2 separate regions of the Homo sapiens genome follow, and region 1 is linked to region 2. Evidence: read pairs that join two places in POLR2A ChIA-PET (ENCODE). Cell type or tissue: Panc1. All regions are shown on one strand. Each heading gives the region's core, and the rest is flanking DNA. Links, peaks and the distances in the headings are about the cores only. Region 1 overlaps SAP30-DT (SAP30 divergent transcript). Region 2 overlaps GALNT7 (polypeptide N-acetylgalactosaminyltransferase 7).

The links. Peaks named below come from ENCODE experiments on the same cell type or tissue, not always from the same donor. Only the 100,000 strongest peaks of a DNase experiment are listed, where the experiment ranks them.
Region 1: POLR2A ChIA-PET joins it to region 2 with 9 read pairs; 5 of 35 experiments call an interaction of 5 or more read pairs at or near these places.

Annotation. Positions count from the first base shown.
Region 1 is chr4:173,363,978-173,369,362 of GRCh38, reverse strand. All of the region lies in intron 2 of SAP30-DT (SAP30 divergent transcript), which reads left to right. Among named protein-coding and RNA genes, the nearest start is that of SAP30-DT, 4.0 kb to the left of the region's middle. RefSeq lists an enhancer at 1,654-1,723. In Panc1, for the core only: no CTCF peak of the experiment used is centred there; no DNase peak of the experiment used is centred there; H3K4me3 peaks cover 261 bases; H3K27ac peaks cover 160 bases.
Region 2 is chr4:173,182,697-173,188,081 of GRCh38, reverse strand. The region is part of intron 1 of GALNT7 (polypeptide N-acetylgalactosaminyltransferase 7); the gene reads right to left. Among named protein-coding and RNA genes, the nearest start is that of GALNT7-DT, 16 kb to the right of the region's middle. In Panc1, for the core only: no CTCF peak of the experiment used is centred there; no DNase peak of the experiment used is centred there; H3K27ac peaks cover 4,387 bases.

The DNA of each region.
Region 1 (5,385 bases), core at 80-5,079, 180 kb before region 2:
CAGTAGGAAAAAGAAAGATGATGACTGATAAGTACATTGTGTACCTCCTTAAGCTGTGCTGTCCAGTAGGCTGTCCTCTAGCCATATGTGGCTACTCAGCACTTGAAATGTGGTTGAGACGGAAAAACTGAATCGTTAATTGAATTTGAATTAAACAAAAACCAAAAACCTGATGCTCGATTCAATTGTTGGAATACTTTTAAGTGTGTTTGCAACAACTCAGATATATGAATCTGTTTTTCCAACTTAAATTTTATGAACTCTAACTTTAGCATATGAATTGAGATGTGCTGTAAGTATATATCAGCTGGACTTTTTTTTTATTTCTGGACTTACTACAAGAAATTTTCAAAAAGAATATTGAAGTGCACATTAAAAATTTTTATATATGTTTAAATGTTTTGGATGTAATGGGTTAAACAAAATATTACAATAAATTGTACCTGTTGCATTAGATAACACTGGCTTAAAGTATTACAACACAGTAGGGCGTGGTGGCTCACGCCTGTAATCCCAGCACTTTGGGAGGCCGAGGAGGGTGGATCATCTGAAGTCAGGAGTTCGAGACCAGCCTGGCCAACATGGTGAAACTCCGTCTCTATTAAAAATACAAAAATTAGGCAGGCATGGTGACACAAGCCTGGGGTTCCAGCTACTTGGGAGGCTGAGGGAGGAGAATTGCTTGAACCCAGGAGGCAGAGGTTGCAGTGACCTGAGATTGCACCACTGCACTCCAGCCTGAGCAACAGAGCGAGACCCTGTCTCAAAAAAAAAAAAAAATTACAACACAGAATAATTATATATTTATGGATACATGTTATATATTTATGGATACATTTTCTTAAGTGGTAAAAATGAGAATATATGGATGGGATGATACATCCCAACTTCAGGGTGATGCTCATCTCCAACGAAGGAGGCCAAGGAATTTGTATATGGTGTCAGAGTAAACATAAAATATAAAGAGATGAATTTCTAAATTTAATGGTTTTTTGGGGAAGCAAGAATTGCAGTTCAGGACATACACACAGACTGAGTGGTCTTTAGTATGTCAGAAGAACAAAGAGAAGGTCGAGAGTTTTATTAGAAAGAGAAATGTTGCTACTGTTTTGAAAGAAGGTTCATTGGCACTATAGTAAAGTTTTGGGAAGCTGGCAAGCTCTGATTGGTGAGTGAGAGTGGTAGATAAAACCAGTCTTAGTCATAGGAGATTGTTTCAGCAACTACTCGGTAAAACTGGTCTTAGAGTTACTGCAGGCCGTTTCAGCAGCTGGGTTGTAAAAAACTTAATTCTTAATGCTAGAGCTGTGTGCCCTGATTGCTTTCTCCCCTGGTCCCTCGATTCTGATTTAGTTGGGTATGACAAGAATGATCCAGATTGTATGATCAATTTTCACACTGGGAATGGCTTAAAGATGGTTTCTTCTGAATTTTAAAGTTTTTATTTATTAAAAATATCTGAAACATGACAGTGGGATGTTGAATTTTCATATTTTTCTTTGTACATTTATGTGTTTTTAAAATAGTTCATGAAATTCATATTGTTTGGTTCTTGTGCTTAAAAAAGCTTATATCTTCTGCAAAATGTGACCAAATCATGTAAATTCAGTAGGAAAAAGAAAGATGCTTACTGATAAGTACTTTGTGAATCTCCTTAAGCTGTGCATGTATGTATATGTATAGTTATCAGTTTCATATGAAGCTTACTCAAGTAAAGAACTGTAGCTATGGCTCCTTTACACACAATACAATGGTTGTAAAAAGATCCTATTAAACAGTCACTTGTTGCATGCTAGAATCTTTTTCTAGGCCCTGGAGGCACAAAAATAATTGAGAGGGTCCTAGCTATTTGGGAGCTTCTTGTCTAGTAGGGCAGACAGGTAGCTTAACAAGCACATAATACAAACCTCAATAACAATAGAGAGAAAGTACAGGCATAGCACATAGGAGGAAATGATTCATTTCTGGCAAGTTGAAAAGATTGCTGGAGTAGGGGACATGTTAATTCTCACTGCCAGATTTAAAGTGTATCTTGAGTGAATCTATTTGTTTAGATACATTTTTACAACCATGTTTTGTTACTTATTTCTACAAATCTTCATATTTAGGGCAGGTATAAGAACTCTTTGATTTGAGTGTAACTCACAGTCAAGGTTGGAATCAGGTTTTAGGGGGGCTTCAAGATTATATAATCTGAAAGGTCTTTTTAAAGAAGTATGTAAAATTATGAATGCAAAATTAAAATTAGGTACAGGACTTCATAAGGGTCTATCCAAGTGAGGGACTCTGAAGTTTGAATCCTTTAGCTTCACAGTAAATCTACCTCAGAGTAGACTAGGTAAAAAATATAGATCTATGAAACCTTAATTATAGGGGGGTTGTTCATATCAACAAAAATGCTCTTTGCTTTCTAAAATGGTTCAAAATATGATTCTTAAAAAAGTATGTATCCGTGCCTGTCTTCCCTATAGGCTTTTAACATGATTGCATTTTTCTGGCTTTACTTTAAAATAAGCAACTAAATAATTTTATTTAATTTACAAAAACATATAAATTGGCCAATAATCCCAACATGACCACAGTAGAAAATTCAAATAATACAAAAAGGTTCATATGAAAAACAAAAGCCTGTTTTACCTCATCTCCTCAAATCCCTGTCCCTTGAAGCAACCAGTGTTAACAGATTATTGTTTCCTTCTAGAAAAAAGTATGCATTTACTAGTATATACATCTCTATATGTGAATAATTCTATATTTTACAGCAAAAGTTCATTCCGTTTTACACCACCTTTCCTTTATCTAGTTTTAAACTCAGCCATCATACAGAAAATTGTATAAAGCATGAATGTCCAGTTTAAGCAGTGCTGTGGTTTCAGTGTTTGTGTGTGTCCCCTCCCAAATTCATTGTGAAACTCAATCCCCAATGCAACAGTACTAAGAGGTGGGGCTTTTAGGAGGTGGTGAGGCCACCCTCATGAATGTGATTAGCGCCTTATGAAAGGGATAGAGGGGGCGAGTTTACCCCTTCCATCTCTTCCACCATGTGAGGATGCAGCAAGAGGCACCATCTTGGAAGCACAGAGCAGCCTCCACCAGACACCAAGATCAAATCTTGATCTTGAACTTCTCAGCCTCCAGAACCTTGAGAAAATAAATTTCTGGTTTTTATAAATTACTGAGTCTCAACTATTTTGTTATGGCGGCACAAATGAACGGAGACAAGCAGTTATGGTAAAATGCACATCCGTATAACTGCTACCCAGGTCAGGAAAGAGAACATTGCTGAAAGGGCCAGCTTCAGGGACTTGCAGTGGCACAGGACCCCAAGCTCAGAAGCCAACATGCTCCACTCTCCTCCTCCTTCCTGCTTGACATTTAATGCCCTGCAATCACCATCATGTAATTCTCAATAATTTTATCTTTGAATTTGTGTTTTATCAGTGAAGTATCAATGGGACAATGCATTGATTCAGGCAACATGGGCCTCCTGCCACCTCCCTTCCTCCCCAGAATGAGTTCTGGCTGCTCACTCTCTCCACTCCACCCCACCCCACCCTCTGCTCTGGCAGAGGCTGAGCAGGAGGTACGGTGCAGGAAGTGTCTGGCTGAGGTGCAGGATCCTCCCCATTTCCTCTGAACCAGGAGTCAGGCCCCTAGCTCCTTTGGGTCAGTTTTCCACCTGTGCCCAAGGGAGTGCCACATTAAATAGCAAATAAGAAAACACCATGTGAGGAGAAAGAGAGGGAGGGAGAGAAAAAAGATGTTTGTTCTGGACACCACAAATTATGTAGATGGCCCTGATTGACAACATGCCAGAAAGCCATCACCTGCCACTTCTTCATCATAAATCCCATCTCCCAGCTAGCAGGAGTAGCTATCTTGACTTTTATGGTATTTGTTACCTCGTTTTTCATTACAGTTTTGCCACATAGTTCTTCAACTTTTTTTTTCAGTTTTGCTGTTTTTGAACTTTATATAAGTGGACTCATATACTTTATATTCTGTTTTCTTTGGGTTCATTTACTCTGTTTTTCAAAGGTCTACTTTTATGTAGTTTAATTCTTTCTCTTCATTATGGTATGAATAAACTACAATATATCCATTCTATTGTTGATAGACATATGGATTGTTTCCCGTTTAGGGCTATTAAAAGAATGTTGCCATGAACATTCTTATTCTTGTACATGTATCCTGATACATACGTGACTGCAGGTCAGTAAGATATATATGTTGTTAAGTTGGAGTGAGAACTTCCAGCTCCTTGCTTACATATGTAAACAGAATTGCTGAGTTTTAAGGTAGGCGTAGATTCAACTTTACTAGATATTTCCAAACTTTTACACTTCCTTAAGCAATATATGAGAGTTCTGTATCTTTGCCTACCATTTGATATTGTACTTTCTAAAAAAGATCAAGTAGGTATGTATGGTATCTAATTGTGATTTTAATTTGAACATTCTTAGTTACTAATGAGATTATATATTAATTGGTCTTTTGGATTTCTCGTTTGGAAGTTCCTAGTTAGGTCTTTTGCCTATTTTTCTATTGGGATTGTGTCTTTTTCTGTTGATTTGTAGTAGTTATTCATGTTTTCTGAATAACAGCCTTTTCACAATTTTACATATTGCACACATCTTTGCCTACTTCATAATTTGCCTTTTGACTCTGCAGTGGCAACTTTTGTTTAAAGTCTTTTAATGAGGAAAAAATATATCTATCTTTTCTTTTCTGACTGATGATTTTTGTGACTTAAGTAAGTTCCTTATCCCCAAATCATGAAGATATTTTTCTACATTATCTTCTAACAGCTTCATTGTATTGCCTTTCTCATTTAAGATTATGATTGATTTTTGTGCACAGTGGTTGAGGTACAATTTTATTTTGTATATGCTACCCATTTGACCAAGTACCATTCACTGGAAAATCTATCCATATTCCATTCTTTTACAGTGTCACCTTTGTCATAAATCAAGTTGTATGTATGTAGGTCTGTTTCTGAAGCCTAGTCTTTCCATTGTACTTTGCCAATTCCACAGTCTTAATTATAAAAGTCGTTCAGAAAAATTTTGATAACCTAGAAGTATAGATCTTCTACCTTATTTTTTTTTCGTCAAAACACAGACTTGGTTATTCTTGACCCTTTGTATTTCCTTATACATTTTAGAATCAGCTTAAGTTCCAGAAAAAAGAAAAACCAACCAAATGAACAATAAGACAACAACAACAACAACAAAAAAGGCCTTTTGGGATTTTGGATGATATTGCATCAAATCCATACATTAACCTGAGAGACGAGCGACTTCTTCAACATTGAGCCTTCCAATCATGATTTTCAATTCATTTAGGTCTTCTGTAATGTTTCTTAATATAATTGTATTTGTTGCT
Region 2 (5,385 bases), core at 200-5,199:
AGGAGTGACTGTGCTGACCTGTTGTATTAGTATATAAGTATAAATAAATGCATAATGTCTGTATGTATTTAAGATGCAAAGACATAGAAAAGAAGAGCCCTATCACCTCAGAGTGAAATAAGTGTAGTCCAACTATGCAATGACTAAAAGAAAAGGTATTTGTTTTAATTTTTACATATTCATAATATGAAGGAAAATGAGAAAATCCTGGAGTGGCTGAGTTGCATCAGGAGAAAGAAAAGAGAAATTATGCTTCACGACACACAGACTATAGGAGTAAGACTAATAAACAAAATTAAGAAACCAATATTTTTATTAAACCTCATATTTAACCCCATGGCACTGACTTAAATTTCTTAATACTAACTCACTAGGCAGAAGTTTAAAAGCCTTAGAGTGCTTTAAAGTCCACAACTTTAAGTTATGAACTATGTTGGGGTAAAGAACAGGGAAGAGATAGTGAAACAAGTAACTGCCACAAAATAGTTGCTCTTCTAGTGATGGCTTCTGTTTCTCTTCATTTAATTGCTGGTTTTGCCAGAAAGCACTCCAAGTTTCAGCAATCTTAATAGACCATCTTATAAAATTCAAAATCATGCCTTGGTTTTTTTCAAGGGCAGGTGAAAAAATTTTGCAAATGTGGTGTATATGACAATTTCAGATCTGTAATTCCCAGTACACAGGTTTTTTTTTTTTTTCTAATGTCCTCTTTCCTCAAACCATCTCAATACTAAAATGACCAGATGGTTAAAAAAAATTACAAATCTATACATATCCTAACAACAATTAAAATATTTCTACAGTGAAATTAAAAAAGCAATCCACAGAGTTTATTTATACTGTGGACTATGTCTATGTATAGTACATATATTTAGGCAAGAAATACACCAATAGCTAATGATAATTATCTTTGGATAGGATGGGTTGTAGATAATTTTGTTTCTTACTTGCTTTAACTTTGTAATATTTTCTACAATGAACATACATTCTTTTTTTCTTAATGTAAATGTATTTTAAAAGTAAGTAGGCCGGGTGCGGTGGCTCACACCTGTAATTCCAGCACTTTGGGCGGCCGAGGCGGGTGGATCACGAGGTCAGGAGATCGAGACCATCCTGGCCAACATCCGTCTCTACTAAAAATATTAAAAAATTAGCTGGGCATGGTGGTATGCACCTGTAATGCCAGCTACTCGTGAGAGTAAGGCAGGAGACCCAGGGAGTTGGAGGTTGCAGTGAGCCAAGATTGCACCACAGCACTCCAGCCTGGTGACAGAGCAAGACTCCATCTCAAAAAAAAAAAAGTAAGTAAACAATAATATTTTCCTCTTTCCCCATTTGAGAACACTGTTCATTTAAGGATATAACTTTTAAGGCAAAAGTCTAAAAGTCCAGGAGAAAAGACAATATTCAGCCCTCCTTCACTTACAATTCAAAATAATGAATTCATAATAAGTTTGCAGAACTTAAGTATTTTCATTTTTAAAGCACTCTTGAAACTATGTACAAATTATGGTGCTCATCCAAGAAGAAGGAACAGAAGGAAGGAAAAACAGTATGTATAAAAGTGCAAGTTAAACCCAGCCATAGAAGCTCTGATAAACGTATCTAAAGGAAGCACAAGAACATTGCTATGAAGTTGATTTTATGTCTACTTTACAGATGAGGAAAAGGAAGCTCTCAGAAAGTAAATCACTCAGCGAAACTCACTAACGCTATTAACAGTGATTGCACCAGCATTTTAACCCATGTCAGAGTCCATGTGTACTTTTACTATATAATGATGTCAGCTTTTATTTTTAATCCGCCAGCTGCCACCTTGTCCTTGGGGAGCTATATGTTTCACAATAAGGAAAATTACACATCAATATAATTTCTCTAGAACATTTAGTATTCATAAGGATTAATGTTCATGGTTATCAACGCAATTTTTTTTTAAAATAGACCCACTCATCCTTCAGACTCCCCAACCCCATGACAAATGATTGGCTTAAGCCATGACCTTGTACTATATAGCAGGCCCCTCCTCCTTTTATGTGGCACATACTTATCTTCTTCCTACACCTTAAAGTTCACTCTCCTTGCCCTATGCCCAAGCTCTCATAAGGAATACCATAATCAAGTTGAATGTAATTTCCCTAGGAATCTTTCAAATTGATTAAGGATGTGTTTGAGTTTTTCAAAATCTCAGTGAGACAGTGACAAGAAAACATCACTAGGATAGCAGCTTATCCCAAAACCATAAGATTGCTAAATCTCTTGAACCTAAATAATGCTTATTTATCTCTTTCTTGACTAGCACACGGTTCATACAAACTGCAGACTCTAAGATGTATACAAGGAAATTAAAAAAACAAAACAAAACACACTTTCCCAGCAGCACAGATTTAACCCCCACTACTTCCTGGTAACTTGTTACAATACAGAGTTCTGAATTTAGTATTCCTAAACTGTAAGTCCTTTTTGCTTGTGCTAAATATCTACTACATTTTAATTCATTATACTGCCTAGGACAGGAAGCATTTAAGCAGTATTATAAAATAAGAAATGCAGTACCTGTATTATTTTAAGAGTAAGGGATTTCTCTCAATCAAGTATGATAGTAATTAAAACCCTAAATTATACTAGCTTCTTTTCCCCAAAAGGAATTTTTCCACTTTTTTTTTTTTTTGAGATTCATTGATCTTCTTCACTCCCAGTAGTAAGTTAAGCATCTAAGAGACACTGTCCTTTCAAGATTCCACATGCCACCCAGTGCACCATTTACTCTGTACATAACATGGGCTGTCCATGCTGCTACACACTTTCACGGAGTGGTGAAGAGAATTCAGTGAACCTGAGTCTTCTCTGGGCAAAGCAAAGGTGATTTCTGACTGATAACAAGCAAACTGAAACAGATCAAATTTCTCATGCATTTTGCTTCATGACAAACCTGTCAAAGCACGGTGATTTTTGTTTTGCTTTTTTACTTTTTTGGTTGTCAGTCAGCTGTTACCAATGTATTTTTTAACGTACACATGTAAAATCCTAAATAAAGACAAACAGGAATATCAGTACTGGTCCATGGATTTAAGAAATTAGGTAAATTAATATGTATCTAAATGGATAGTACCAGAAATAAATCAGGAACCTGACTTAAGAAGGCACTGTATATGTTCTGATCTTTTTTACCACTTAAATATGGTTATCATGTAAAACTGTGGCAAGTGGCCCAATGCTCATAGACAGCTGACAAGAAGTAATGGGGATGGAGTGAAGCAGATTGAAACATCAGTGTTCAACTTTCATAATATTAATATTTCAAAGTACCGAAAACCCTCTCCTAAATCAGTTTTTTTTTTACATTATCAGGAAGTTGTTCCATATAGTAATTTAAATTTGATTTGATTTTCATCACTGCATATATAAGGCAATTTTAAATTAAGCCCACTTCTCCCCCTCCCCCTCCCCCTCCCTCTCCCTCTCCCTGGTCTCCCTCTGATGCCGAGCTCCCTCTCCCTGGTCTCCCTCTGATGCCGAGCCGAGGCTGGACTGTACTGCCGCCATCTCGACCCACTGCAATCTCCCTGCCTGATTCTCCTGCCTCAGCCTGCCGAGTGCCTGGGATTGCAGGCGGGCGCCACCATGCCTGACTGGTTTTCATATTTCTTGGTGGAGACGGGGTTTCGCCGTGTTGGTCGGGCTGGTCTCCAGCTCCTGACCGCGAGTGATCTGCCAGCCTCAGCCTCCCTAGGTGCAGGGATTGCAGACGGAGTCTCGCTCACTCAGTGCTCAATGTTGCCCAGGCTGGAGTGCAGTGGCGTGATCTCGGCTCGCTACAACCTCCACCTCCCAGCCGCCTGCCTTGGCCTCCCAAAGTGCCGAGATTGCAGCCTCTGCCCGGCCGCCACCCCGTCTAGGAAGTGAGGAGCGTCTCTGCCTGGCCGCCCATCGTCTGGGATGTGAGGAGCCCCTCTGCCCCGCCGCCCAGTCTGGGAAGTGAGGAGAGCCTCTTCCCGACCCTCATCCTGTCTAGGAAGTGAGGAGCGTCTCTGCCCGGCCGCCCATCGTCTGGAATGTGGGGAGCGCCTCTGCCCCACCGACCCGTCTGAGATGTGAAGAGCGCCTCTGCCCGGCCGCGACCCCGTCTGGGAGGTGAGGAGCGTCTCTGCCTGGCCGCCCCGTCTGAGAAGTGAGGAGCCCCTCCACCCGGCAGCCGCCCCGTCTGGGAAGTGATGAGCGTCTCCGCCCGGCAGCCGCCCCGTCTGGGAGGTGGGGGACAGTCCCCGCCCGGCCAGCCGCGCCGTCAGGGAGGTGGGGGGCAGTCCCTGCCAGGCCAGCCGCCCCGTCCGGGAGGTGGGGGGCAGACCCCGCCCGGCCGCCGCCCCGTCTGGGAGGTGGGGGGGCGCTTCTGCCCGGCCGCCCCGTCTGGGAGGTGTACCCAACAGCTCATTGAGAACGGGCCATGATGACGATGGCGGTTTTGTCGAATAGAAAAGGGGGAAATGTGGGGAAAAGAAAGAGAGATCAGATTGTTACTGTGTCTGTGTAGAAAGAAGTAGACATAGGAGACTCCATTTTGTTCTGTACTAAGAAAAATTCTTCTGCCTTGGGGAAAAAAAAAAAATTAAGCCCACGTCAACCCAGGAAAATTTGCAGTCCTTTGACAGAAAGGAGCCTTGTGCCAGAAAACCCAATCCCTAATCTTTCTCCCATTCCTGCTCAATCACTGATCTTTACATTTCATCATTCATCCCTCTCAAGACCTGTGGTATTTCAAAGGATATAACAGCCTATTAATGCAGCTTTAAAAAAAAAAAAAAAGTGCAGCGTGTGAGAGGAATAGTGGGAGGGGGTGCACAGAGATGACACAGAGAACACATTTTTTTTAAGTTCCATTATCTCTAATTTTAGAAATGAAATTTTATTTTCTCATTATCACTGGCTCAAGAGTTAAAGGTTCGGTTACCTTTTACCTTTAATTAAAAAGTATCAGGTACACAGAGAAAAAGCAGTGTGTGTGTGTGTGTGTGTGTGTGTGTGTGTGTGTGTGTGTGTGTGTTTATGTGTGTGGATTATGAGTAACCTGCTAGCCTCACCATTCAAAGGTTTGGTTATCTTTAATTTAAAAGTATCAGGTACATAGAGAAAAAGCAGAGTGTGTGTGTGTGTGTGTGTGTATTATGAGTAACCTGCTAGCCTCATCATTCAAAGGTTTGGTTATCTTTAATTTAAAAGAATCAGGTACATAGAGAAAAAGCTGTGTGTGTGTGTGTGTGTGTGTGTGTATTATGAGTAACCTACTAGCCTCATCATTCAGAGGCAACACGCTGTTGTGTCTGTGTGTGTGTGTGTGTGTGTGTGTGTATTAAGAGTAACCTGCTAGCCTCATCATTCGGGGCAACACGC